Regions from separate parts of the Homo sapiens genome. Here regions 1, 2, 3 and 5 are each linked to region 4. A link is a loop called in an ENCODE intact Hi-C map of the cell type or tissue named here. Cell type or tissue: heart right ventricle. All regions are shown on one strand. Region 1 overlaps LYRM4 (LYR motif containing 4). Region 2 overlaps FARS2 (phenylalanyl-tRNA synthetase 2, mitochondrial). Region 3 overlaps FARS2 (phenylalanyl-tRNA synthetase 2, mitochondrial). Region 4 overlaps LYRM4 (LYR motif containing 4). Region 5 overlaps LYRM4-AS1 (LYRM4 antisense RNA 1).

Region 1 (5,000 bases), 71 kb before region 4:
AAAACGTTAAAGTTTCCAATGACTGGGTTTGGAGCTCAGCCTTTTTGTTTCCCAGAAGAAGAAACTGAGATCCAGAGAGGTTAAGACCAGGTCAAACTACAAACCAGAAGCAGAGCTGACCCACAAACGCACCTATTTACCCAGCACAAACCCATGCCATGATCGCTGAGGGTCTGTGACAGGCTGCCCTGTTTCTGTGCATGTGTCGGGGGGGATGCGGGTACAGGTGATAAGGAAACCGGTGTGGCAGATGGTGTTTTCCAATGATTGTATTACAATGAATGGACCCTCCTCTACTGAGTGAAGGGGTTTGTGTTCTCTCTATGTGAACCTGGACAGGTTCTATAACCTTGACAGTGGAGGTGACGCTGTACAACTCCTGAGGCTATGCCGTAGAGAAAATATGGCTTCTGTGTGGCTCTCTCTGCTGGGACTCTTGCCTTTGGAACCCAGCCGCCATGTTGTGAGGAAGCCCAGGTTACAGTGAGGCCATATGTGCTATGTTCTGGCTGACACCCTGGCCAGACTCCTGGCTCACAACTAGCATCAACCTCCAGACAGCTAAGTAAAAGATGATTCCTGCCCCCAGCTTTCCAATCTTCCAGCTGAGGTTCAATCACTGTGGAGCAACACAAGCCCCCCTCGCCATGCCCTGTCTGAATTCTTGACCTATAGAAGTGGGATGTGGCAATAAATGAAGATTGTTCTTTGAAGCCACTAAGTTTTGGGGGATGACTTACTGTGCAGCAATAACTGATATACAAGGTCCTTAAATCACCAGCCATTGCTAGATTTCTTGATTTTCATTTCTACCATTCAACCATTCCCCACCCCCTTCTACTGTTTACAGGTAAAGGCCATGCACCTTTTCATTTTTTCCCCTTAAAACCTGAAACATGATTTTTTCCCTAATGACTTAGCCCTTGCATTAGGAGATGGTGTAAACTGACAACGCTTTGGGACTCACAGCCATGCCCAGATTTGAAGAGCCCAGGATGCTTTCCCTACGCTGCCTCGTAACTTCAGTTTCTGGAATGCCTTTCCCTAAGGAGAGCGCAGCCATCCCCAGCCATGGACCCTTGGCCTGCTGGCCTCATGCAGATGTCTCCCAGGAGGCCGCATCGCGGGCCGGTCCCCTGTGTTTTCAGTTTTCATCAGCACTCCTATATCCTTGCCCTACTCTGACTCCCCACGTGGCTGCATTCCGGATATGCTCTGTCCAGCCTCTCCGGAAGTTGGGATGCCACATGTATTGGTTCAGAGCTGGTGGGAGATCAGTGATGCCACTTCCTGTTCACAATGCCTCAGGGGTGATCCCGATAAGTGACATCTGTTAGCGCTCTAGGGCCTGTGGCCACATTGAGGAGGCCAAGCCTGCACCACAAGCGGATCTTCTGTGTGAGTCAGCACACCACTGTCATTCAGGGTACGGTGGCCAATCTTACACAGGGGATCAAATATGCCTTCTGGCTCCAGTGACTTATGGCAACCTCTGGGGCACAGTTTCGCCACTGGGGATGGTCTTCAGGCCCATAACTGTGTGAGTCTGTGCTTATACATGGGCAAGTTTTACTGGCAATGTGAATAATTCCTATTTCCTTAGCGTAATATATTGGTGACTGTGATACAGACATCGGGAGGTTGACAGACACAATAACAGGACCTATTATAAAGACAAACCGAGTATTGTGTCCTTGGCCTTGAGATGTGGCTGGCATAGGCCTAAGCTCAGAGGGCCTGATAGTGCACAGAACTGGTTAAAAAAAAGCCAGGAGGAAGAAATCGGCTTTGTCATCTCTCTCCATCTTGTTTTCTCTGTCCTGCCAGAATTTTAAGGAGTGCTAAGGGTCTCTTCTGCAAGCCTCAAAAACACAAGGCAATACAGCTCTGATGGAGGCAAATTTTACAGCAGAAGAACCTGAGTGCCAAAGGCTGCGGGAACAAAAAATACCAGAGCAAGAATTAACAGCATGAGAAAGCATGCGGCCAGCAGATGGCGACAGAGGCCTTTGTGAGCCACTGGCTGCCGGGTTCTCAAGTGCTGGAAGGTGGCTCTTCACAGCTATTGTATAAGTGATTTATGTATTTGGATTCTGCTCAATGTTATATATGCATTACTGAATAAAACATTCACAGTATATCTTCCACCAGCAGCTGAGCTCCAATTCTAAGCTTCTGAGGTCTAATTCCCAAGGCTCAAAGAAGCCCCTGACATCAAATTGCTTTCCTCCCTGAATAGCTGCTTCATACTCCAGAAAAAGAAATGCTTAGAGAGGTGAGAGCGATCTGATCTGATGTGACCACATAGTCAGAATGCTCACCAGCTCTGTGAGGAAGAGCAAACGTCTGTCAGGTGGTTTCCTCAAGGCCAACTTGTGCAGGGCTTCCCCAGGCTCCGGCTGCTGTTCCCCGACTTCCTCCTGGCGGCTGTGCCTTGCTCAGCTACCTGCACTGAGATACAGGCAAGTCTTGGGTGAGGGCTAGCCTCAGTTTGGACAAGAAAAAGAAGTGGCTTACGTGTAAGAAATATGTCAGGTGAGGCCGGGTGCGGTGGCTGAAGCCTGTAATTCCAGCACTTTGGGAGGCTGAGGCGGGCAGATCACAAGCTCAGGAGATCGAGACCATCCTGGCTAACATGGTGAATCCCCGTCTCTACTAAAAACACAAAAAATTAGCCGGGCATGGCGGTGGGCGCCCGCAGTCCCAGCTACTTGGGAGGCTGAGGCAGGAGAATGGCGTGAACCTGGGAGGTGAGCCGAGATCACGCCACTGCACTCCAGCCTGGGCGACACAGCGAGACTCCGTCTCAAAAAAAAAAAAAAAAAAAAAAAAAAAAAAAGAAATACGTCAGGTGAATTTTCCAAACCGGGTATTTAATCAGTTAGCTACCCATGGCCCCAGGAGCTGGGAAATCACTTTGTTCCTGCCTGGGAGCAGGAGCTGCATGTGTCTGGGAGCTGCAGTGCGGCGCTCACTCCCGGGCTGCCCGGCCTTCCCTGCAAACCTCCGTAATCCCTTCCCGCAGGTGTTTCTGCGAGGCCACGCTGGGTGACCTCTGAGGTCTCCTTTAGGTCTGTGCTGAGACGCTTTGACGCGACATGGGAAGCAGGCGCAGGCCACAGAGTTTCTAGCAATGAGCCCAAAGTGAGAGTCAGTGTGATGGGGTGGCTCCCGGAGAAGGACACACTCTTCCCTGGGAACATATTTGAGAGGTAAAAGGGCAGGCCCCATCTCCAGGCCTGGCGCTGGAAGAGAATTCCACAGAAAGCAGAGAACAACGGGCACATCCCTGTGGAAAACACCAACCTGGCATTTCACACACACAATCCATGTGTTGGCATTCCGTCTTTAGTCACTGACAGGTCATATGAGTTGGAATCTGAGGCAAGCTTCTCCTGCCCCTTTCTCCCATTTGCTCCCCACACCTGGTTTCTCATTTAGAACAAAGGAGAGAAAGTGCAGTTTCGGTGAGTGGAGGAGCCGGCAGCATCTCCAGGCATTTCCATGTGGGGGGCACGCGCCTGTGTAAGTGCCTTATCGCCCTCACGCTGCAAACAGTGCTGCGAAGTCGGCACCAGTATTGTTCTCATTTTGCAGGAGAGGAAACTGAGGTTCATAAAGATTAATAAAACATGTGCTTAATTTCCCTTGGTGACTCCGGAGTCAACGCTCTTCATCACTATGACGGCGAGGGCGAGGCTGCGGAATTTCTCTGCCACACCTAAGGCCCTCTACCCACCAAGTAATAAAAAAGCTTCATCAGAAGGGAAAGCAATAGGACCCCAGCCTTATGAGGAAAAAACATCACAGCAGAGAAGGCTGCCAGGGAGGAGAAAAGAAAAATCATTTCCTATTTTCGATCCTCATGCCTATTAATATGAAATGGTAGAAAACATCAGAAAGGTCACCAATATGTCTTTAATATACGCCCACTTCACGTGGTCTTATTTACACCCACGGCTTCACCACCAATGCTCTAGTAATATTGACTGCTAGAGGTGGGCTCCTAACTCAAGCCCGCAAACCAGCATATTCAGCCTTTAAATCCCCTCTAGAGTTCCTGCATTCCATTCCATTCCACTCCATTCCCCTTGGCTCTCTCTTCCCTCAGCCGTCAAATGATCTCTTGCTTGGATTAGGTTTCTGCCTGGACACTATGCCTCTACGATCAACTCTGCAATTAATTTTTCTCATGATTGCAATTCCTCTAGCATATATATACATTCAATGAGATCGCTTCATTGCTCCAAATATTCGAATGCCACCTCATGGCACATGGTGCTTCTGGCACTGGATTCAGACCTGCCTGCCTCAGCACGGGCTGTGTCTCATCCACCACACATCACAAGCCTGTGAGTTCAGGGGCAGTTTAGTAGCATGTTTCCCGTATTCAGTCCTAGCAAATGAATTCCTGAGAACTAAATGAATCGTGCAAGGTGCTGAGGGGTCCCTTATTGATGCCCTGTCCCTAAGGAGACTAGACTTGACTCAGAGTAAAGAATGGGCCTGTGCCAGGTCTGTGCTTCCATCTTGCTCGCATGTTATCTTCTGAGGGGGTATTGTTACCTTCATTTTTTTTATTGGTGAAAAAACAGAAATGCCGAGAAGTTAGATAGTATTATACTTTTGTGCAGTCCATAGAGCTGGAAAAGGGAGAGCCAGGATTTATACCCCCAGGCAGGACCTGGAATGCTTGTGAAACGCAGGCCCCACTCAGTGGCCCACTCCACAGCTACCCTCCTTCCTTCTCAACACAGCCCCAATTTCCCCCTGAAGCGGGCCTCTTCCCAGCACAGCCCCCAGGCATCAATCTTGCTTGACGTTAGGCAGTTGTGGTGGGGCCCAGCTACCTGTCCAGTGAACAGCTTAGGAATAATTGCATACCACAACTCTGGCCAAAGTGGCTAGAGGAGGGGGTTCCTGGGCCTTCTGCAAAAGGGTTCTTTCCTCTCAAAAGAAGACAAGACTCAGGGGCTTTTCTATTTTTACTGTTGGACACT
Region 2 (5,000 bases), 180 kb after region 4:
TATCCTTGTAGTAACATTTGTTGTTTTCTCTGCAACTTCAAATGTAACCTTGCTTATTGAGGAAATGTATAAAATATCTAAAAGCACTGAGAAGAAAAAAATTATGGGCAATCTGACCACCTAGTGGTGATAAATGTTTTTAATGTTATGGTTTTGTTTTAAATCTTGAATTTTAATGTTAATGTCATAGCCCACTGACATTCTAGTATTCTATTAGGATAACTCTATTTCATATATAACTATTCTTTAAAGAAAATTGTTATTGCTTGCTAATTTAATCTGTTGTATTTACTAAATTCATTGTTCTTAAAGAATAATGTTCATGAAACCTGGAATTCATATAAACTGCTTCCCAAGAGCTCCATGTTGCATGTATATTATGTTTAAAAGGTACTGAGAGATTTTTAAAAATAGATTCTAGTAATTAAAGGCTATTTTTATCTTTCAGTTAATTTCCTCAGGGGAAATAAATTCCAGTGATGCTAAAGTTGCTCAAATATTGTTAGAGTTGTGTTTAATTTCACCGTTATATATTGTCATTGGTCCTCAGCCTTCATCCCTTCAGAGATTTGTTTTTTGCATAATCATTTGTAAAAAATCATTTGGCTACAAGGCTGGAATTTGGGGTTGTCAAGCGGAGTAATAATACTGTTTTGATTAAGAACAAGGTATAAAAGTATGAGGATTTTTCACCCCCTGGGAGATTTATAATTTGATTCTGAAAGCAGTTTATGAAATCAAGTTCCGGAAACTTCCACTTCTTTCACAGACTAGATATGCTGGCTAAAAAAACCCCAACTAGACTCCACATAAAATAATTTTGTTACAATTTTTAGGCTCACCGAAAGTGACAGAACTTCCCAAGGGAGAGGGGAGAAAATGGAAGGAACTGAGCGCCAGGAGCAGTGAGCTGACATGAAGCGTGTGGAGGTGCTACAGCTGCTGTCAGCAGCAGGGCAGCTGAGCGATCAGGCCTCTTGGTAGTAGTGGCAAGATGGGGAAGTCAAACCTGGGCCCCTCACCTTCACCTCTTCAAGAGCGGTAAATTGGTTCCAGGGCTGTTGCTGCCCTGGTTACACACAGTCTTTGAAGGCAAGTGTCCCCTACCTAGGCCCTCACGTTTCCCCCTGATTTGATATCATCCAGCCTAAGATCACCACACACAAACCATCCTGTGTGAAAATCAGCAGAAATCACACCCAGTTGCTTCAGCTATTTGAATTCCTTGGCGCAAAGTATAAAATAACTGTATGAAATCTTTAAAGAAGTAGAAAATACAATCTCAAATACGTATAAGTAATAAAAATGGTTTTTAACAAAAGATCATACATGAGTTATTAATCAATGAGAAGACATGGGGGAAATGTACATGCATATTACTCATGAAGGAAGACAAGCTGAAAAGGCTCCATACTCTATGTTTCCCTCTATATGATATTCTGGAAAACACAAAGCTAGGGAAACAGTGAAAAGAGCAGTGATGATCAGGGGCCAGTGCGGAGACAGTGATGAATTGGCTGAGCGTAGAAGATTTTTAGGGCACTGAAAACACTGTGTGATACTATAATGGTGGATGTATGTTCGACATTTGTTTAAACCCATAGAATGTACAACTCCAAGAGTGAGCCCTAAGGTAAACTAAGGACTTTGGGTGATTATAATGTGTCAGTGTAAGTCCATCTAGTGTAACAAGTGTACCACTCTGGTGGAGGATGCTGATAGTGGAGGAGGCTGTGCATGTGTGGAGGAGGAATTATATGGGATATCTCTGTATCTTCCTCTCAGTTTTGCTGTGAACCTAAAACGATGCTTAAAAAAGTCTTTATTTAAAAAAAGAGACTATGCCGAATTGAGAAAGAACTAAATAGAACATGTAAAATTGAAAAATGTGTTTGCTTGAATTTAAAAACATGTCCTTTTTCTGGACTAGAATTCAATCTAGGATTACATGTTATATTTTTCACGTGTCCATCTCCTTTATTAAATTGGGATAGTTACTCAGTCTTCCTTTGTTTATTATGACTTTGATGTATTTGAAAGGTACTGGCCATATATTGTTACTCAGTCTTTCTTTATCATGACTTTGATATGTTTGAAAGGTACTGGCCATATATTTTGTGTCATGTTTCTCAACTTGACATGATTTTGTATTTTCTCATGGTGAAATTCATATTCTACATTTTTGACAAAAATGCCATGGAGATTTTGTTGTGCCCTTAGTGAGTTCTATCATGAAGAACGTGGTGGTGATATGTTAACTCTGATCACTCGGTAAATGTGGCATCCATTAGGATTCTCCGCCATTATTATTTTCCCCTTTGTAGTTAATAGTGTTTGCAGGAAGATACTTTGAGACTGTGTAAATAGTTCTCATAATATTTTGCCCTATTAACTTTGGATTCCCTTGATAATTTTTGCCAGAAATTATTGTGGTGTTTGTCAAATGGTTATTTTCTTTCTAATTTATTCTAAAGGTATTAATTAGAATTTTACTGTAAGGAAGACCTTTACCTTCTCTCCCATATATTTATTTAATTATTTATATCAGTATGGCTTCATGAATATTTGGTTATTGTATGGGTTATAACCTATTACTAAAATGATTTATTTTATTGCTGAAATTTACCCAGGTTTGGTCTTTGGGAGCCCCTTAAGTAGTTTTCTGTGTCCTCTGACATGTTATCATTTTTTGTCCCCATGAGATATCCCAGATTCATCTTTTACTTTCTCCACCCCAGCCCTGGAATCAGTCATTTCTTTAAGAAACTCTGTTCCTTTTTTATTAAAGAATGGTATTTAGAAGCCTAGACCTGAGTATACTTATTGCCCTAGGGATATCATTACTTGTAGGCCCCCTCTAGTGACAGAGCTAGGAAATACATATACCTACTTCTATTTCCGTATTGATGTATCTGCATATATGTTACAAAATATGAATTCATATGAGTACCTCCAATCTAAGCCAACACCACATGGCTCATTCTAGCCCTCCCCATTGCCTTTGATAGTGACAGTGAGAAACCTGGTTCTTCTTACTCATGACATATTTATTTTCTTGTTCAGTCCTGGAATGAACATAAAGGTAGTTTCATAATTGTTAACACATACCTCTGTGGAAAAAATTTGCTAACTAGTGTACAATATTTGCTATGTTTATTTTGTTTTTCATCTTATTTAGTTAAAATACTGTTTTTGAAAGTTATTTTGGTTAATTCTTTTCTTCTCCACTCTCTTTAAGTGGCTGTCATTTATTTAGAATAAACTTCTGTCCATCATTACTGTTTGTATTCCATTTGTGTTCTTCCCACCTCTGGGTAGATTTTATATTATTTTATTATTATTATTATTATTATTATTATTATTATTATTATTATTATTATCATCATCATCATCATCGAGACGGAGTCTCCTTTTGTTGCCCAGGCTAGAGTACAGTGGCATGATGTAGGCGCACTGCAATTCCTGCCTCCCGGGTTCAAGTGATTCTCTTGTCTCAGCCTCCCAAGTAGCTGGGATCACAGACGTGTGCCACCACGCCTGGCTAATTTTTGTATTTTTTGGTAGAGATGGTGTTTCACCATGTTGGCCAGGCTGGTCTTGAACTCCTGACCTCAAGTGATCCTCCTGCCTTGGCCTCCCAAAGTGCTGGGATTGCAGGTGTCAGGATTTTATTTTTAATGTTTTGCGTAGATAAAGTATTAACGTCCTTCTAAAACTCAGAACTATACAACAAGGTTTACTTAGAGGTCATGACCCCCACTCTGCCATTCATTATACTCTATTCCCATTCAACCATTTTTTCCATCCTGTTTCCACCACCTCTGTGTAGGTGATTTATTTTTGTTATTTCTAGCCTATCCTTCCTTTTTTTCACAAATGAGATGATTCATGTGTATTTTATTATTTCTTACATGAAAGGTAGCAAGTAATATATGCCCTCTTGCACTTTGCCTTTTTTATTTATCAGGATGTCTTGAAAATCATTCCATATCAGTCCAGAGAGATCTTCCTCGTTCTTTATTACACCTGCAAAAGTACTCTATTGTATAGGTAGACCATAGTTTATTTAACATCTTTCCAATGTGAGACTTTTTAAAAAAATATGGTGCAGTTACAAACAATACTACAATGAAAATTTTGTGCATGTGTATTAATGTTGGAAGTATATTTTCAGGGTAAGTAGTTAGAAATGGAAGGACTGGGTCAAGAGATCAACAAATATGTAGTTTTGTTGGGTGTTGTCAAATTCATCTCCAAAAGGGTTCTACCAGTTTCCATTTTCACCAGCAAAGTATGACTGTACTTATTTTCCAAAGCCTCAGCGTATTCAAAAGAATATGTTGTCTGACTTTTAACTTTTTGCCATTGTGATAGAAGTATTATGTCAGTGTTATTTTAATTTGCTTAATTTGCTCTTTAAGTTTGAATTCCTTTTCATGTGTTCAGGGGTCATTTTCATATCTTTTTTTTGATGAATTGTCTGTTCTTTTTCTATGGAGTTTTTGGCCCTTTGTCAACTTTTAAAAGTTTCTTTACGTTAGTGGTATTACCTCTTTGTGGTGTATGTTTCCTGACTTTTGTTCCCCTTCTTTTTTTGTCAGTTTTCAGGTGGAAAGACCTTTATGTGTGTGTGTGTTTGTATGTTGTTAATGGGAATGATTTTTAGTTTTATTGTATTTTAATCAGAGAGTATAGTTTATTATTTCTTCTTTATGGAATATACTTATTTCTTTGTGACTTACTATGTGATCAATTTTTGTTAATATTCTCTGGGCCCTTGAAAATAAAATGTATTTTTCATTATGAAGGGAGTAAGTTTAATATGTGTGTATGTGTGTGTGTGTGTGTAAAATATACGTATACATATTTATGTATACACACATGATTTCATTTCCTAATTATGTTTTTAGGTCTTTTATCTTATTAATTTTGCACATTTGATCTTATACTAAGAATGATGTATTAAAGTTTCCTATTATCATTAATATTAATGTGTTTCT
Region 3 (5,000 bases), 87 kb after region 4:
AGCTGTATCGGTATAATCTTTTCTTCTATAACAGCAATGGCTGTCTTGGACTGTGGCTTTAAGCTTATTCGGTTGAAAGTTCATCAAAGTTTGGAGATGACACTTGGGGTTCAGGGGAAACAAGTATTCTCTTGGCCTTGCTTTTGTTTAAAAGATGAGTTTAGATGTGCCATGTTGGTTTGCTGCACTCATCAACTCGTCATTTACATTGTGTATGTCTCCTAATGCTATCCCTCCCCCAGCCCCCCACCCTCCAAGAAGCCCTGTTGTGTGATGTTCCCCACCCTGTATCCAAGTGATCTCATTGTTCATTTCCCACCTATGAGTGAGAACATGCGGTGTTTGGTTTTCTGTCCTTGTGATAGTTTGCTGAGAATGATGGTTTCCAGCTAAAGGACATGAACTCATCCTTTTTGCTAGTTTTCCAGTTTACAGATTATAGGACTTCTCAGTCTCGATAGTCACATAAGCCAATTTCCATAATAAATTCCTTTATCTATTAAAAAAAGATTAGATATAAAATTTTAAATATTTGCCTTTTTTATTTATATATGAGAGCTCTGTCAGTAGTTGGAGCAGAAAGTTTAGATGTCAAATTTAAAAATGTTTTCATTTTTTGTTTTTTATTTACCTATGATTTTATTTATCTATGAGGACTCTGTGAGTAGTTAGAGAAAGGATGTAGGATCCCTGGTAGATTTCCTGCTGTGTATCTCTTAGAGCCCTCACTGAGGGCAGAAAATGATTGGATTACTCTGGTGGTTGAGGACAAGAACTTCTTACCTGCTCCAAAACCTTTTTTGATATAGGTAGAACAGAGACATATGTGTCTCTGTGTGTACATGTAAGTATATATAACATAAGCATGTCCAAATGTTATGTCTGTTTATAGTCATACACAGCTGCTGATTCAGAGTGACATAGTGGAAATTCTTCCTGACCTTTGACTTGGAAGGGACATCTGATGGTGATCCTTATTTTGTTTTTTTTCAAAGAGAAGCACATTTGGGTTTGATATGGCATTCACATTTAGATAATTTCATGACGGTTGTGGGGACTGGGAATGTAGCTCTCTTCTCACTTTTATGCAGATTTTTCCCCTTAGTTAATTACTGAGGTGACAGGTGTCTGTGTGGAGATGGTGGGTGGGGCAGGGGACACTGTTGGATGAGAGAGACAGATTGCTTAGATAACAGTCATGGGCATCTGGTCATTTCCTTTTTCTTTCTTTCTTTCTTTTTTTTTGAGACAGGGTCTTGCTCTGTTGCCTAGGCTGGAGTGCAGTGATGCCATCATAGCTTAGTGCAGCCTTCATCTCCCAGGCTCAAGCTACCCTTCTGCCTCAGCCTCCCAAGTTGCTGGGACTATAGTCATGTGCTACTTATACCTGGCTAATTTTTTTTATTTAAAAAATTTTTTTTTGTAGAGATGGGGTCTTGCCATGTTGTAAACATGGGGTCTTGCTGTGTTTTGTAGAGATGGGGTCTTGCCATGTTGCCCAGGCTGGTCTCAATCTGCCTGCCTTGGCTTCCCAAAGTGTTGGGATTACAGGCGTGAGTCACCATGCCCAGCCACATCTGGTTATTTCTGAAGTCCTAGAAAATGAAGGCTGTGCTTACTGGGGGTGGGAGGGAGTGTTTGGGGGGCTCTTGGATCAATTGGTATGATTTTTTTCTAGTCTGTAGTCTTTTATTTTTCTTCTCTATAATTATTATTCTCTGGTTGTTGACCTCCAGGGTCTGGTTAGTTACCTATGTCACTAAGAAAAAGGTCAAGGGTTATAGAAATGAGGCACTTACTTTTCTGATGCCTTAACTTAGTTTGCAACATCCTGGGAGTTTGAAATAAGATGGTAGCAAAGTTTGGGCATAGTGGCATGCACCTGTAGTCCCAGCTGCTTGGGAGCCTGAGGCAGGAGGATCCTTTGAGCCTAGGAGTTTGAGGCTGCAGTGAGCTGTGATCGTGCCACTGTACTGTAGCCTGGGTGATAGAATGAGACCCTGTCTCTAAAAGAACAAAGAAGATGGCAGCAAAGTAACGGCAAGTTCTCTTTCAAAGCCTAGCCCACTGTTTTGCAGAAGGTGTTCTGCCAGCCCCATTCTTATCTCCAACCCACCTACCCCATCTCCTGGATCAAAGCCAAAATCATTTCTAAGGGAAGCAATTGTGAAATCATTCCCTTCTATCAAGAGCAGTTTGCATTGTCTCCATGCAGAAAGTGTGCAGTTTAATATATTAGGGTGGGTTGCGGAGTGGCAACTAATATCAAACAATTTTTTTTTAAACTAACATTCTAGTTTTATTGAAAATGAGTCCAGCCTGCTGGGTGACAGAGTAAGATGCTATCTCACACACACATACACACACACACACACACACACACACACACACACACACACACACAAAGAAAATGGGGCTAAATTGGTGGACCCCACACAAGTAAGGGTTATGTCAGATGATTTTGGTGAACCATCCTTCATGTTGGGAATTCACTCAATAAAACAGATTAAGAAGACTTGGTCCCTACCCTCTTAAGAACTTACAAGGAGCTCCTTATGTTGTTGGTCATTTATCTTCTTAGCCATGCACTTTTCCAGTTACCAGTCATGCCCACCTACCCTCTTTGTCACTTACAGACTCCAGGTGACAGTCTTCCCACATATTGGAACACTTCTACTTCAGAACTTTCCTCTAGAGCTCTGCTCCCCTAAGTTTGGTCCTAGGAACAGCAGAATCTCAGGCGCCATCCAAACCTGTGTTGTTGTGTTGTTTAACAAGACCTCTAGGTGACTTCTGTCTGCAAAACATGTTAAGATTCAGATTTTATTTCAGTAGGGCTTGGTGGGGACTGAGATTCTAACAGGCTTCCAGGCAGTGCCCATGTCGGTCTGTGCACCACGTGGTAGATAGCAAGGCTTTGCTGTCCAGAGAGATTACATCTCCCTTGTGTCAGAGAGTCGCAAAGCTGCTTGGGTTATCGGATGACATGGGATGACATAGGCTAATCAAGTACCTCTGGCCTTGGGGAGTTGAAGTTAAAAAAAAATGTGCCTGGTTATTATGTGCTAGCACAGTTCTCAGAGCTTTACTTGCACACTGAATCCTCTCCTCAATCTTAGGAGGTGGACACTATTACTATCTTTTACAGATGGGGAGATGAGGCACAGAGAAGTTAAGTAGCTTGAGCAAAGTCACATGAACTAATGAGTGAAAGAGCAGGGCTGTGAACCAGGCAGTGTGGCTTCGGTACCAAGGTATGAAATTACTGTGCACTTCCTGACTGTGTGGGGGGCTATAACTGTTGGCAGGGAGAGTCGGCTCACGGTGCAGAAATGAGAGTGTTTTGGTTTGGGCAGTGGAGTGGTTCCAGAAGGCACGCTGAGTTCAGGACTGAGATCAGCATAAGGAGGGCTGAGCAACAGAGAGCGGGACTGTGTGGTTCATGTTCGATGGACAGGGTTAGTGGAGGAAGAAGACACACAGGGTGCCAGCTGCTGAGGAACGAGAGTAAATATAGCAAACTTTTATTAAGCATTCATAAGTGTCAGATACTGGGGTTTACATTTGTTGTTTCATTTGACCCTTATAATGATCCTGTGGTGCAGGTACAAATCTTTTAGAGAAGGAAACCGAAGTTCAAGAGAGTAATTCTCCCAAGATCATACAGGGAGAAGAGTAGCTTAACTTGAATTTTAAGTCAGTGCCGTCTGATTTCACAACCTGTATGTGAAGCTTCTTTGCCCTGCTGCTTCCCTGGCAGGGACTCAGTGGGGAAGTGAAGGTATAGAGGAGAGAAAAGAACTTGAGCATTGACACTAGGGTATAAAGAGGTGCCTGGACATAGAGATGAAGGGCAAGAATGCAAGAGCAGCACCTGGGACTGACTGGTTGAAGCTGGACTGGAGATCTCTGAGATTTTCCTGAGTGGGACTGGTGCCTGGACTGGCACAGGGCTGAAGCTGCACGTGGGGCTAAATGGCCCCAAGGTGAAGTCGGTTGCCATCTGCTGGTTGAGGCTTGTTAGGGCTGAGCGCACACCTTTACCTCCTGTGTCTTCATCCTTGTGTCAGCTCGGGAGAGCCGCTCCTGCCCTCCCTCTGAGCCTGCCCTCCCCACGACTCTGTTTCTTAGACAAATGTGTTTGCGGCCACGCTGGCTGCTCCCCAAGCCCCCTGCTTCTCTGAAAGTGAAAAGTTGCTTCTGCTTGCCTTCCTCCATCTTTGTGATTATTGCATTTCTTGCCACAGACATTTCTCATTGCTCCCAATGTGAAAATCTGGGCTTGTGACTTTAACCAAATGATTGTACAGCCCCATGTGACCTCAAATAAATTTTTTAAATGGATAACTAAGCTGACAGTATGTGAAGTGCGCCCGGGGAATTCTCTGCCTCGGGATGCTCGTAATGAGGGGAATTGACTGGGGTTAGCAGATGGACACTGCTCATTTTTTGGCAATCATTGACCAAGTACGCAACACCTCCAGGTGGCTCTCCGTGGACTGCTCTGTGTGGCTCAGCCCATGATGCCTGTGCGTCCGTAGAATGCTAATGGTCCCTCTTCCTCCCTGAGTAACATAGCAGGCTGCATGGTCTGGTGTGGCTCTGTATCCTTGAGATCAAAGCATGCATATCATTTTTAAATAAAAGATTATCTTTTAATTATAGAGGCATCATAGCAGTATTACAAAAAGCTTAGAAATAAAGAAGGGAAAGCACCCACATTTACCACCCTAAAACATGGTAATCAGTTTTTAAACAATTGTTCAGTGGCTTTTCATAGTTGTATCAGTTGTTTTGTATGTGCGTTTCCCCTTATCACTGTATAATCCCCATAGTTACCATTTGAATGGCTGTATCATATTCTGTTGTGATGCCACATCATTAATTATTTAACTCTGTTGTTGACATGTGCGTTACTTCCAACTTTTTACAGTTACTAATAACAGTTAAAGGTATACATTTGTACATGTAGCTATTTTCATATTTTGAATTAGTCTCTT
Region 4 (5,000 bases):
ACTTGCTTTCTGCAGAGAGGGAGAACCTATAAGAGCTTTCAGGGTCAGCTGGCTTTACAGAATCATCTTATATGGAAATAATGGCACTTTATCAAAAGGTAGAAGAATGTCTCTGCTAATTCTGGGCTATGACATGAGGCATGAAGTGGGAAAGAGATTCGAGACTGACAGACTGGATGGTAATTTTCCAGGGGAGACGTGGTCCAAGAATGTTAAGGAAAGAACAAGTGTATGTCTGGCTTCTACTGAGTGGGCCATAATCATGGAAAATGGGCAAAAGGAGGCTGACTTGCTTATCATGAAAGAAAAACGAGCTGCCACTTCTTGGAATGAGAGTAATCCTTAAGGACTGTGTGAAGGCTAACAAATGCTGATGTATCTAGAATCCCTCAGGGTTGCCAGAATGAAGACTGAAGATCTTGCACATTAAGGACATAAAGGAAGAATGAATGACCTCTGAGCAGAGTTGAAGTGCTCCTTAAATACCATCGGAACAAAATGGGAGGATGACTTAAGACTATCCTTCAGTTTCTACTGACTCAGGAGCCCATGTCCTTGAACTTCTGAGTTTGCTCTAAGGAGCTAGAAGACCTGAGCTCACGCCTGGCCATGTGGCCTTAGACAAGGCTTCCACCTTTCCTGCATCTCGGTTTCTCTACCCAGAAAACCAGGTCATTTTTGTCCAGAGACTTATTTTAAAAAGCAAAACTTACTAGGGTTATGGGACGCGGGGGTGGAGGGGTATCATTAGCACCACAGCTGACTCACGTGACTGAAGAAGCCACCCTCTGAAGAATGAGTGGAAAGCAGGGTGAGCAGGTAAGTGTTGTGGGTGAGATTTCAGTGTGAGCACTGCCTTTATGGCATGCATGTCTGGCAGCTGGAAAAGTGGCTGTGGGCTTCCTCACTGGTGGAACCGTGAAGCTGGGATCCATGTGCACCTGGGTGGGTGGGGCTTGGAGTCCAAATCTTCAAGTGGGAGAGAGACGTGATATGAAGAGTATCACAACTCCATGAGGGTTAATATGTCACGATCCCCATCAGATTTCCATATTCCTTTCATGGTTCATTCCTTCAGGAGGGAGACTGTGGGTGGCCAAAAAGACACCCTGATTTTGGTGGTATAGACCCTGCCACTGAGATGTATGATCTCAGGGAACATACTTCATGCATTTATTTAGTCAGTGAAAACTTACTAAGAGCCAGCTCTATGTGGGATGTTCTAGATCCTGTGGATAATAACAGCAAGCATTTGCATAACATTTCCTATGTGCTAGCATTATCCCGGGGGCTTTGCATATGTTAGTGTACTTGATCCTCACTACAACGCATGAAGTAGGGCTTACTTTCATCTGCAGTTTGCATTAGGCACTGAGAGGTTAAATATCTTGCTCAGAGTGACATAGCTAGTAGGCTGAGTCAGGATGTGAACACAGGCCGGCTGGCCGCAGAGTCCATGCTCTTCGCCACCCAGTGGAGATGATGACAGCGACAGGGGAGATCCCTGTCCTCATGGCCCCTGCCGTCTTGCAGAAGAGGGAGAAAATAGACAAGGCCACAAGTAATGTCATAGTAGGTACTGATAAGTGCTGTCACAAAAACTAAGGCAGGGCAGCGGAGAGAGAGAGAATCTGTTTTAGATAGTGTGGTCCCAGGGGGGCCCCTATGGGAAGGTGAAATCTGAGCACAGGCCTGGGTGGAAGGGGGAGGGAGCTACAGGAACATTTGGAGGGACTCCTCCAGGCAGGTGGTGCACAAGCATTGAGATGGGAGCAAGAAGTTCAAGGAAATAGGGAGTGTGAGGGAGAGGAGTGCAATGGAGGGCCTCTGGGGACCTCACACTGGCTTCAGGTTTTATGTTAGGGTGTCACGAAGCAAGAGCCTTGAAGGGGTTGAACGGGGCAGTGGCCCGATCTTTCTTTTGAAAAAGATCACTGTGGTGGTGGTGTGTGGAGAACAGACCATGTGTGGGGTGGAGTAGGGGCAGGGGCACCCGGAGGACAGGTCAGAAGGCTGCTACAGCAGCCAGTTACAGAGAACAGTGTGCAAGAATACAGACTCTCCACCTTGCCATAGGCTGTTAGTCCAAAGGCAACTTACGCCAGCTTGCAGCCAGATGGCCGGGGGAGCCACTGTGCCTTACGCCCTAACTACTGTAAAGGCTGCATGTGGATTCAGGAAGAGTCTTGACATGAAAGGGAAGTGAGTAGAAACTTCCCAGCTGCTGCTGTCTAACTGGTTCTCTGAAGGGATGAGAATGCTTTCATCCCTGAGGTGGTGACAGCAAGCTGTTCTGCAAGGTCGCCGTGTGTATTCTCCATCGGGAACGTGCAGTGGCCAGGCTGCCCTGGGGAGGGCGCCCTTGCCCTGCACATGCCACTGCTCCAGTGCGTCTGTCCTGGGAGGGGAACTCACTGGGATGTCAGATGAGGGCCAGTTTAGTATTTTTTTTTTTTTGCAAGGGTAGTTTGAGCATTTCAAACCAAGAAGTGACACAGACAATTAGATATAGCGGGAGAAATGATGGCACAGATTATTTACAATCCCCCTTTTCTAGGCAGTTTATACTCTGGATAATTTTACGCTAAAGATAAAACCTGCCTGTTTTGCCAACCTCTACACAGAGTAAGTGCCAAAGAACAAAATCTTTCTGAGTTTATGCAAAGTAAGAACTCAGCTGCTTGTTCTTCTATGCTCCACTGCTAAAGGACCTCATAAAATTCAACTACTGGTGACTGGAAATGCCATTGTTCTAGAGTTTTCAAAATGCTGACTCATATAAATGCCACTCTCAAAGTATACATAAATGTGCAGATCAGTTTCTTTTCTGAGTACCTTACTATCCTCATGGCTTTAGTTAGAGATCATTTCCTAGGCCTGTCTGAGTGTGGCAGTTACTGTATTACTAAATAGCTGTAGAACTCAAGGATGGTTAGGAGAATCCGAAATGCTATTCTAGAAAGAACTGTTACATTATGTAGGCAATATAACAAGACCTTTAATCTTGACATAAACTGCAAATTATAGTTTCAAATATTGCTTCTTTTTTGAATTCTTTTTAGAGTCAAGCATGAAGAAGGGTCAGGGAAAGATTATTATCTAATTTAATGTCAGCCAAGCTGGCATCTCTTGATGCTAAAGAAGCCCTTTCAAAACAGCACAGCATAACTTACAAAAATGGTAAAGAGTTTCCCCCTCCACACTTTATAAGCAAATTTCCTGCAAGTAAAAGGGAAACACGAATGGAAGCAGAAATGGAGTTTATTGCGTGATTGCTGCTAAGTCAAAGAAAAACAGTGAAAAGGGTGTTTTTTAGAGAGCAAGAAAACCCATCAGTGGACGGTGACTTTAACCTCTGACGTTCTAATTACTCTTGCGGATGTTATCAGACCACGCAGGAGATCATGCCGCTGCACATGCTCCACCCACCTCATGAGAATGAGAAAAGGAAGCACAAGTCAAGGTGATCCTTGGCACTTCCACAAAACGAAAACTAACACACCCTCCAGGTTCCTTTATGGGGTCAGCACCCAAGCAGCTGTACTTTACACCATCTGCACCTGCAGATGCACCTCCCATGTGGCAACGTAATTCAGGTTCACCACCCACAATGGTGTCTTCAAGAAAAGGGCCACGTTCTGTTTATCCTGAATTATGATTAAAAATACTAGGAAAGGGAGAATATATTTATACTCTGAAATATATCCAAGTACACATGTGCGATACATCTTACAAAAACTTAGCTTTCAAAAAAATTAATGCAGAAGTTTCTCATACTTAAAAGTATCAGCTTTCCAGAAGGATACACTCCCTGGAAATTCCGGAAAGCTGGTATTTTAAGTTCAACTTGAATCTGAAAATATGAGAGTTCACCTTTACATGTCTGTATTAGTACAAGGAACAGAGTTTCATGATCCTGCTCTGTAAATCACCAACACCAAAAGCACGGCTGTCTAATCAAGGGGAATATGTCGAAGTTTAAAGCTCTTAATGAAAAACAGTACATCATTGAACCATCTTACCTGTCGACGAATTACTCCAAGGTCTCTCTTGGCTTTATTCACTAGGGTTTGAATTTCTACAGGATCCTTTACATTTTTATTTTCTCTGAAGGCATCTCTTATCCTCCTGACAGCATATGTTCTAAATGAATTCAGAGGAAAAAAAAGAAAAGGTGTCAGCGTGTCTGAGGCTATGCTTTCAAATGAATTTTAAAGTTTTTCCTTTAGAATTAACTGTTTAATCTTCCCCTACGGATAATCCACTTTGATCTTTGCTCGTGGCGCAGGCTGATCCACTACCATTCTGGGATGACTAAGCAAACAGATTTAGGAAAATAAATCTACTCAACAAGTCACATACAAATGGCAAACTGCTACTGAAGTGTTCCTTAGATTATTGGTTCTTTAGCCTTATTCACATCTGGCTTCATTCCATTTACATGGATAATTGAACCTTTAGTGTACAGAGACAAATCAAGAACTCAGAGGTTAGCGGCAGTGAACCATGATGGTGCTACTGCACTTCAGCCTGGGCGACAATGCGAGACCCTGTCTTAAAAGAAAGGAAGAAAAAATTCAGAGGTTACATGACGATCGTATTTGCATGTACCCAGATAGTGACCTATGCTTTCCAGTCCTTGTCCCATATTCTGGCTCTCACTTCCCTTTCTGTTGTCCACATTAGGATCCCACCACAGTTGAACCTGTGGAATTAGGCCAACACGCTTTCTTTACCTCCATCTTGAAAGTGCACACGCCTACCACCCACCCCCAACCAGACAGCTCACTTGCAGTACAGGACAGCAGTTCCAGAGCAAGGCTTGCCCATCGGACAGGCTTGGGTTTGTAGCCTTGCTCCAGCTTCTACTGTTTGTGTGAACTTGGGCAAGCTTCTTAACACAAGGCCGTGTCTCCTCATCTGTCAAAAAGGCATAATACTGCTAAAGGCTGCTGGGAGGACTAGGCTTTATAATGTGTGTCTGGAATTTGGCCCAAAGC
Region 5 (5,000 bases), 160 kb before region 4:
CACTGTGCTTCCACATATGTTCCTGATTAATTGTCCCAACAACTCTGAGAGGTCGGTGTTAGTATGTTCAGTTTCCAGATGTGGAAACAGAGGCTTAAGGACTTGGAGTAATTTACTCAAGATCCCAGAGTCAGGAGAGAGGGAAGCCAAAATTGCAACTGTCCTGCTCCAGTGTGCATGGTCTTTTCATGGGAGGTTTGTGCAAACAACACCAAATCCTAAGCCTTTACTCTCAGCTTCCAATCATGCAGAGTATTTCCTGACAAATTCCTGGTAACAGCATTATTCTACAGCATGCCCCGGGAGTCTTGGGAGTCATACTTGGTTACGAGAAGTGCAAAACAAAAATAAAACTCTAAGCGCCCCCAACCAACTGAATGGATCCCTCTCTTGGCCAAGAAGGATTCCAAAAAATACCTGAAAAACCACATCAGCCCATGATGGGAAGGAGGAGTCAGACTTACCTCCTTCTACTGTCTTCCCTTTGGAGTTTAGACGTGACTGACCAACATTAACATTGACTCAGAGACCTTAAGACTGAAAAAACAGACTCTTTGTAGCAATAACATACCACATTCCAACCTGACTCTGGTATGGAATCACATGACGGATATCAGGCCCTGAAAGAAATGGCAGTATTTTATCCCAAAATATATTCCCTTGACATATTTTGAAATGACCCTGAAAACCTGTCTCTTGTGGGGGAAATTTGCTTTCTATAGAGAATCTTCTTCCCTTATTAGGCCTTTTCTGGAGAGTCTGACACCTTTTAGGGTCAGACAAGAGACATTCACTGCTTATTCTCTCTGAAACCTGCTATTTGGAGGCTTCATCTACATGACAAGAACCTTGGCTTAAGCTCCAGCTTAACTCTTTCAACCAATTGCCAGTCAGGAAATCTTTGAATCCACCTATGACCTCGAAGACCCTGCTTCGAGAAGTCCTGCCTTTCTGGGTTGACCCAATGTATACCTTACATGTATTCATTTATGTATTTCCCTGGTAACTTCTGTCTCCCTAGAAGGTATAAAACCAAGCTGTAACCCAGCCACCTTGGGCACATGTTCTCAGGACCTCCTGAGGCTGTGTCACTGGCCATGGTCCTTAACCTTGGCAAAATAAACCTCTAAATTAATTGAGATAAGTCTCAAATACGTTCTGGTTTACAGAAGAAAAGTAGAAATGGGAGTAAGAGTAGGCCAAAGAAGAGAAGAATGGACACGGTTTCACCCTGATGAAGTCACTGTGCCTAGTAATATCTCAGACCTGTGATTATTACATTGCCTGGCCAAATAGGACACGTTCCTCAAGATTAGGCTCAAATGCTACCTAATATCTGTCCCACTTCATACTCCCCACCCTGGAATCCTCTTGGCTCAGTTAAAAGTGTTTCACGTTCTTGACTGGTATCTCCAGACTGAATATACCTTCACTCTACCCTCCACCCCTAAACCACTCAGGTCCAGAGATAGTTTCTAAGTGGGAGAAAGGATCCTTAGCTAAGACATCTCTGGTCCCCATGCCAGAATCTACTCAGAGGGTCAGTTTGTGGCTTCCCTTCAGTGGGGCTTGAGAGACAGGGCCAAAGGGACTCACCAACATAACCTTGAAACAGTTAAAAACCACGTGCACCCTGCCAGATAGACCTACTAGAATCTCAGGCCAGTGGTTATTCAAGTTTTTGGTCTTTGGATCTCCTTCCTTCTTTCCTTCCTTCCCTCTTTCTTTTCTTTTCTTTCTTTCTCTCTCTTTCTTTCATCTCTCTTTCTCTTTCTTTTTATTATTAGAGACAGGGTCTTGCTATGTTGCCCAGGCTGAAATGCAGTGGCTATTCAACAAGTGCCATCTTAGCCTCCTGAGCACAAGCAATCCTCCCACCCACTTAGTCTCTTGAGTAGCTGGGACTACAGACACATGCCACCGTGCCTGCCTGGCTTTTTTGCAAATCTTTTTAATGATTGGCTTTTTAAAAAACAGTTGGATCCTCATATCTACTTCTGCATTCAACCAGTTGTGATATGTTTTCTGCTTGAAGGATATGAAGAAAATCCAGCCTCGGATAGATAAATAGTTGGAAAAGGAAAGAGTGTCTTTAATGGCCTTTTCAGAAGACTGTAGACATTCTTCTTTGATATGACACCAAGACTAAACTGGATGTCATTTCTTTAAGGTAGTTGCAATATGGAATCTGAAACCTTATTGTCAAACTGTCCACACTATGTTACATTACAGTCAGTTTATCTTGCACTTTAAGCGGATCTTTTACCTATGCATAGTCTTGTAACATTTTGCATTGATCATTTGGAAAATATGGTTCACTGAAAAATGCAGGTCTTCCAAATGTTGGCAGCTTTTCTTATCCAATAGCAACAATCACATTTGTTTCAATGCTGATCTCATCATAAAAGTCTTTAAATACCAGGTAGCTGTCAAGCTCATGGTACATACAAGTATTTCAAAATTATCATTTTTCCTTCAAAGTTCAGATTTTAACCTTAGCAATGCATTATTTCAGTTGTTTTCACTGCACTTCATTGAAGTCAGAGGTTCACATGGGTTATTTTCAAGAAAATGTCTACCAGATGCCCAAGTCTGAATATTTATAGTTTATCCATTGTTCAAGTAAAAAATAATGTTTCACTATAAAAGCAGCCAGTTCAACTCAAAACTCAATCATCCTAGAGCTTTTCCTCAAAGCAACGTCATACATTGGTAGTAGAAGTGACAAAATACTTCCTATTTTGTCACTGAATGTTGAAAAGACATGTACTCAAGAGTTGAGAGTTAATAAAATTAATTATTTTTATTGGTTTATCTAGGATATTTTTAAGTGATACGGGTAGGGCTTTATCCATCATTGCTTTTGCGGTATCAGTGCAAGTGTCCACAAAGTTAAAAAGGCAAATCATGTCTTAGCATTGTTATGAAAATAGTTTCAACCTCTCAACCCAACCCCCCTTTCCCCAAAGGCTCTAGGAGACCTGGGGGCCCACGAGCCACACCCTGAGGTCTGCTCTCCTAGCCTGCTGTCATTGCTAAAGCCTGCACGGGCTTCGACCTGAAGGGGGAGCTCAAGGCCTTCCCAATCTTCTTCCTTCCCTCTCCTCCCTGCCCACCCTTTCCCTCAACTTTGGGACAAAAGAGACCAGGACGGAAGACACCAAGGGACTCTAGCTTTGGAGTTCAAACTTCCCTCATTCCGGCTGGGCGTGGTGGCCCACGCCTGTAATCCCAGCACTTTAGAAGGCCAAGGCAGGCAGATTACTTGAGGTCAGGAGTTCGAGACCAGCCTGGCCAAGATGGTGAAACCCCCATCTCTACTAAAAATTCAAAAAATTAGCCAGGTATGATGGCGCCTGTAATCCCAGCTACTCGGGAGGCTGAGGCAGGGGAATCGCTTGAACCTGGGAGGCGGAGGTTGTAGTGACCCGAGATCGCACCACAGCACTCTAGCCTGGGCGACAGAGCGAGACTCCATCTAAAAAAAAAAAGAAAAAAAAAAACTTCCCTCATTCCTAGTGAAACGCTCACTTTTTTTTTTCTTAAAGAGACAGGGTCTCTCTCTGTCACCCAGGCGGAGTGCAGTGGTGCAATCATAGCTCACTGCAGCCTCGAACTCCTGGGCTCAAGCAATCCTCCCACCTCAGCCTCCTGAGTAGCTGGGTGCACCACCACATGTCCAGCTAATTCTTATTTTTTGTAGAGATGGGGTCACTTTATGTTGCCCAGGCTGGTCTCGAAATTCCAGACTCAAACAGTCCTCCTGCCTCGGCCTCCCAAAGTGCTGGAATTACAGGCATGAGCCACCACACCCTGCCTCTATTCAGTTATTTATATGGCCCATTCCTCCACATTAGGTTCCAAATACAACAACATCTCCTTCATTCCATTTTCCCGAGACCCAGTGTCTCCTTCTTCGGGTTCCACCTTATGAAGAGTCTACACGGGGCTCTCTGTGACTGGAGAGAGGAGAGGACCTGAGTTCCATGAAACCATGGGAGCCACTGCTTCTTTTTGTCACATGGGGTCATTAATGAAACCAAGCCTTGCACAGTGTGACAGCAGATGTCTGTTCAGAGCTGCTGGCCTTCCCTGAGTGCTGCCTGCTTTCTCAACGGCCTGTCCCAAGCCTGCTTTCTCATGTCCGTGGGAACAGGTGTTCTAAGGTCCGGGGCTTAACATCCACTTCCACACCAGCCATCGTTCTCCAAACCACAGCCACAGGGCCACAGAGAGTTGACCTGGGGGAGCTTCTGCACCCGCCACACAGTGGTTCCCCGCTTCAGCCTGGATTCTCTCTGTCCTCCTTTTCTGCCTCTGAGCCTCCGCCAGCTCCATGTGACTCAGCTTCAGGCATCCCTCGGGGGGAACCCATGGGCACCCAGTGTCCAACCTACCCCCTCCTCAGAGGACTCTTGGCTGTGTCTGCCTCCCCTTGCTATGTTTTGCCTTCTGCCTTCTTTATTCCCCTGTTATTTTTCCTGTTTTAGCCATGCTTGATTCGGTTTTACAGCCCTGTGTCTCCCCACTATTTTTATATATATATAATGCTTGAATGCTTGCTGCTTTGTTTTCCATTTTCTCTTTCTAGTTTAATGTTCTTTATATTCCTTTAAGGTAAAAATGTCTTGCTTCCAACTTGTTTTCCCTGATTTATCATTAACTGCTTTTAATTGAAAAAGTAATAAAAGCACATGACGAAAATGGAAAGAGATGAAAAGCATACACAATGAAAAGCAAGCAAGACCTCTGCTCTCCTAATCTCTGTCTCCAGAGGTGACACTGCTACTGGCTTCTTGTGTTTCCTTTTAGAAGTCCTCTATATGGCCAGGCATGGTGGCTCATGTCTGTAATCCTAGCACTTTGGGAGGCTGAGGCCGGAGGATCCCTTGAGCCCCGGAGTTCAAGACTAGCATGGGCAATATTGAGAGACCCAGTCTGTACAGAAAATTAAAAAATTAACCAGGTGTGGTGGCACACACATGTAGTCTTAGCTACCC

Evidence for each region. Hi-C counts contacts between places; a loop is a spot of excess contacts. Peaks named below come from ENCODE experiments on the same cell type or tissue, not always from the same donor. Only the 100,000 strongest peaks of a DNase experiment are listed, where the experiment ranks them.
Region 1: a loop joins it to region 4, with 10 times the contacts of the local background. A loop is called at or near these places in 50 of 110 quality-filtered maps.
Region 2: a loop joins it to region 4, with 3 times the contacts of the local background. A loop is called at or near these places in 32 of 110 quality-filtered maps.
Region 3: a loop joins it to region 4, with 15 times the contacts of the local background. A loop is called at or near these places in 27 of 110 quality-filtered maps.
Region 5: a loop joins it to region 4, with 2.3 times the contacts of the local background. A loop is called at or near these places in 5 of 110 quality-filtered maps.

Annotation. Positions count from the first base shown.
Region 1 is chr6:5,141,817-5,146,816 of GRCh38, forward strand. The region is part of intron 2 of LYRM4 (LYR motif containing 4); the gene reads right to left. The region is part of intron 3 of LYRM4-AS1 (LYRM4 antisense RNA 1); the gene reads left to right. Among named protein-coding and RNA genes, the nearest start is that of MIR3691, 4.0 kb to the right of the region's middle. In heart right ventricle, CTCF peaks have their summits at 1,991 (motif pointing right) and 2,195; a DNase peak (open chromatin) is centred at 1,995.
Region 2 is chr6:5,395,797-5,400,796 of GRCh38, forward strand. All of the region lies in intron 2 of FARS2 (phenylalanyl-tRNA synthetase 2, mitochondrial), which reads left to right. Among named protein-coding and RNA genes, the nearest start is that of FARS2-AS1, 60 kb to the right of the region's middle. In heart right ventricle, CTCF peaks have their summits at 139 and 2,867; no DNase peak of the experiment used is centred here.
Region 3 is chr6:5,299,444-5,304,443 of GRCh38, forward strand. All of the region lies in intron 1 of FARS2 (phenylalanyl-tRNA synthetase 2, mitochondrial), which reads left to right. Among named protein-coding and RNA genes, the nearest start is that of FARS2, 40 kb to the left of the region's middle. RefSeq lists enhancers at 2,784-2,843, 2,793-3,087. In heart right ventricle, a CTCF peak has its summit at 4,012 (motif pointing left); a DNase peak (open chromatin) is centred at 3,976.
Region 4 is chr6:5,212,596-5,217,595 of GRCh38, forward strand. LYRM4 (LYR motif containing 4) reads right to left here. Exons shown (of 3, transcript NM_020408.6): 2 at 4,023-4,143. All of the region lies in intron 3 of LYRM4-AS1 (LYRM4 antisense RNA 1), which reads left to right. Among named protein-coding and RNA genes, the nearest start is that of LYRM4, 46 kb to the right of the region's middle. In heart right ventricle, CTCF peaks have their summits at 1,482 (motif pointing left) and 2,355 (motif pointing right); a DNase peak (open chromatin) is centred at 2,340; H3K27ac peaks cover 1,254 bases.
Region 5 is chr6:5,054,234-5,059,233 of GRCh38, forward strand. All of the region lies in intron 2 of LYRM4-AS1 (LYRM4 antisense RNA 1), which reads left to right. It also overlaps a transcript of LYRM4 not described here. Among named protein-coding and RNA genes, the nearest start is that of PPP1R3G, 29 kb to the right of the region's middle. RefSeq lists enhancers at 3,121-3,170, 3,231-3,290. In heart right ventricle, a CTCF peak has its summit at 3,053 (motif pointing right); a DNase peak (open chromatin) is centred at 3,068.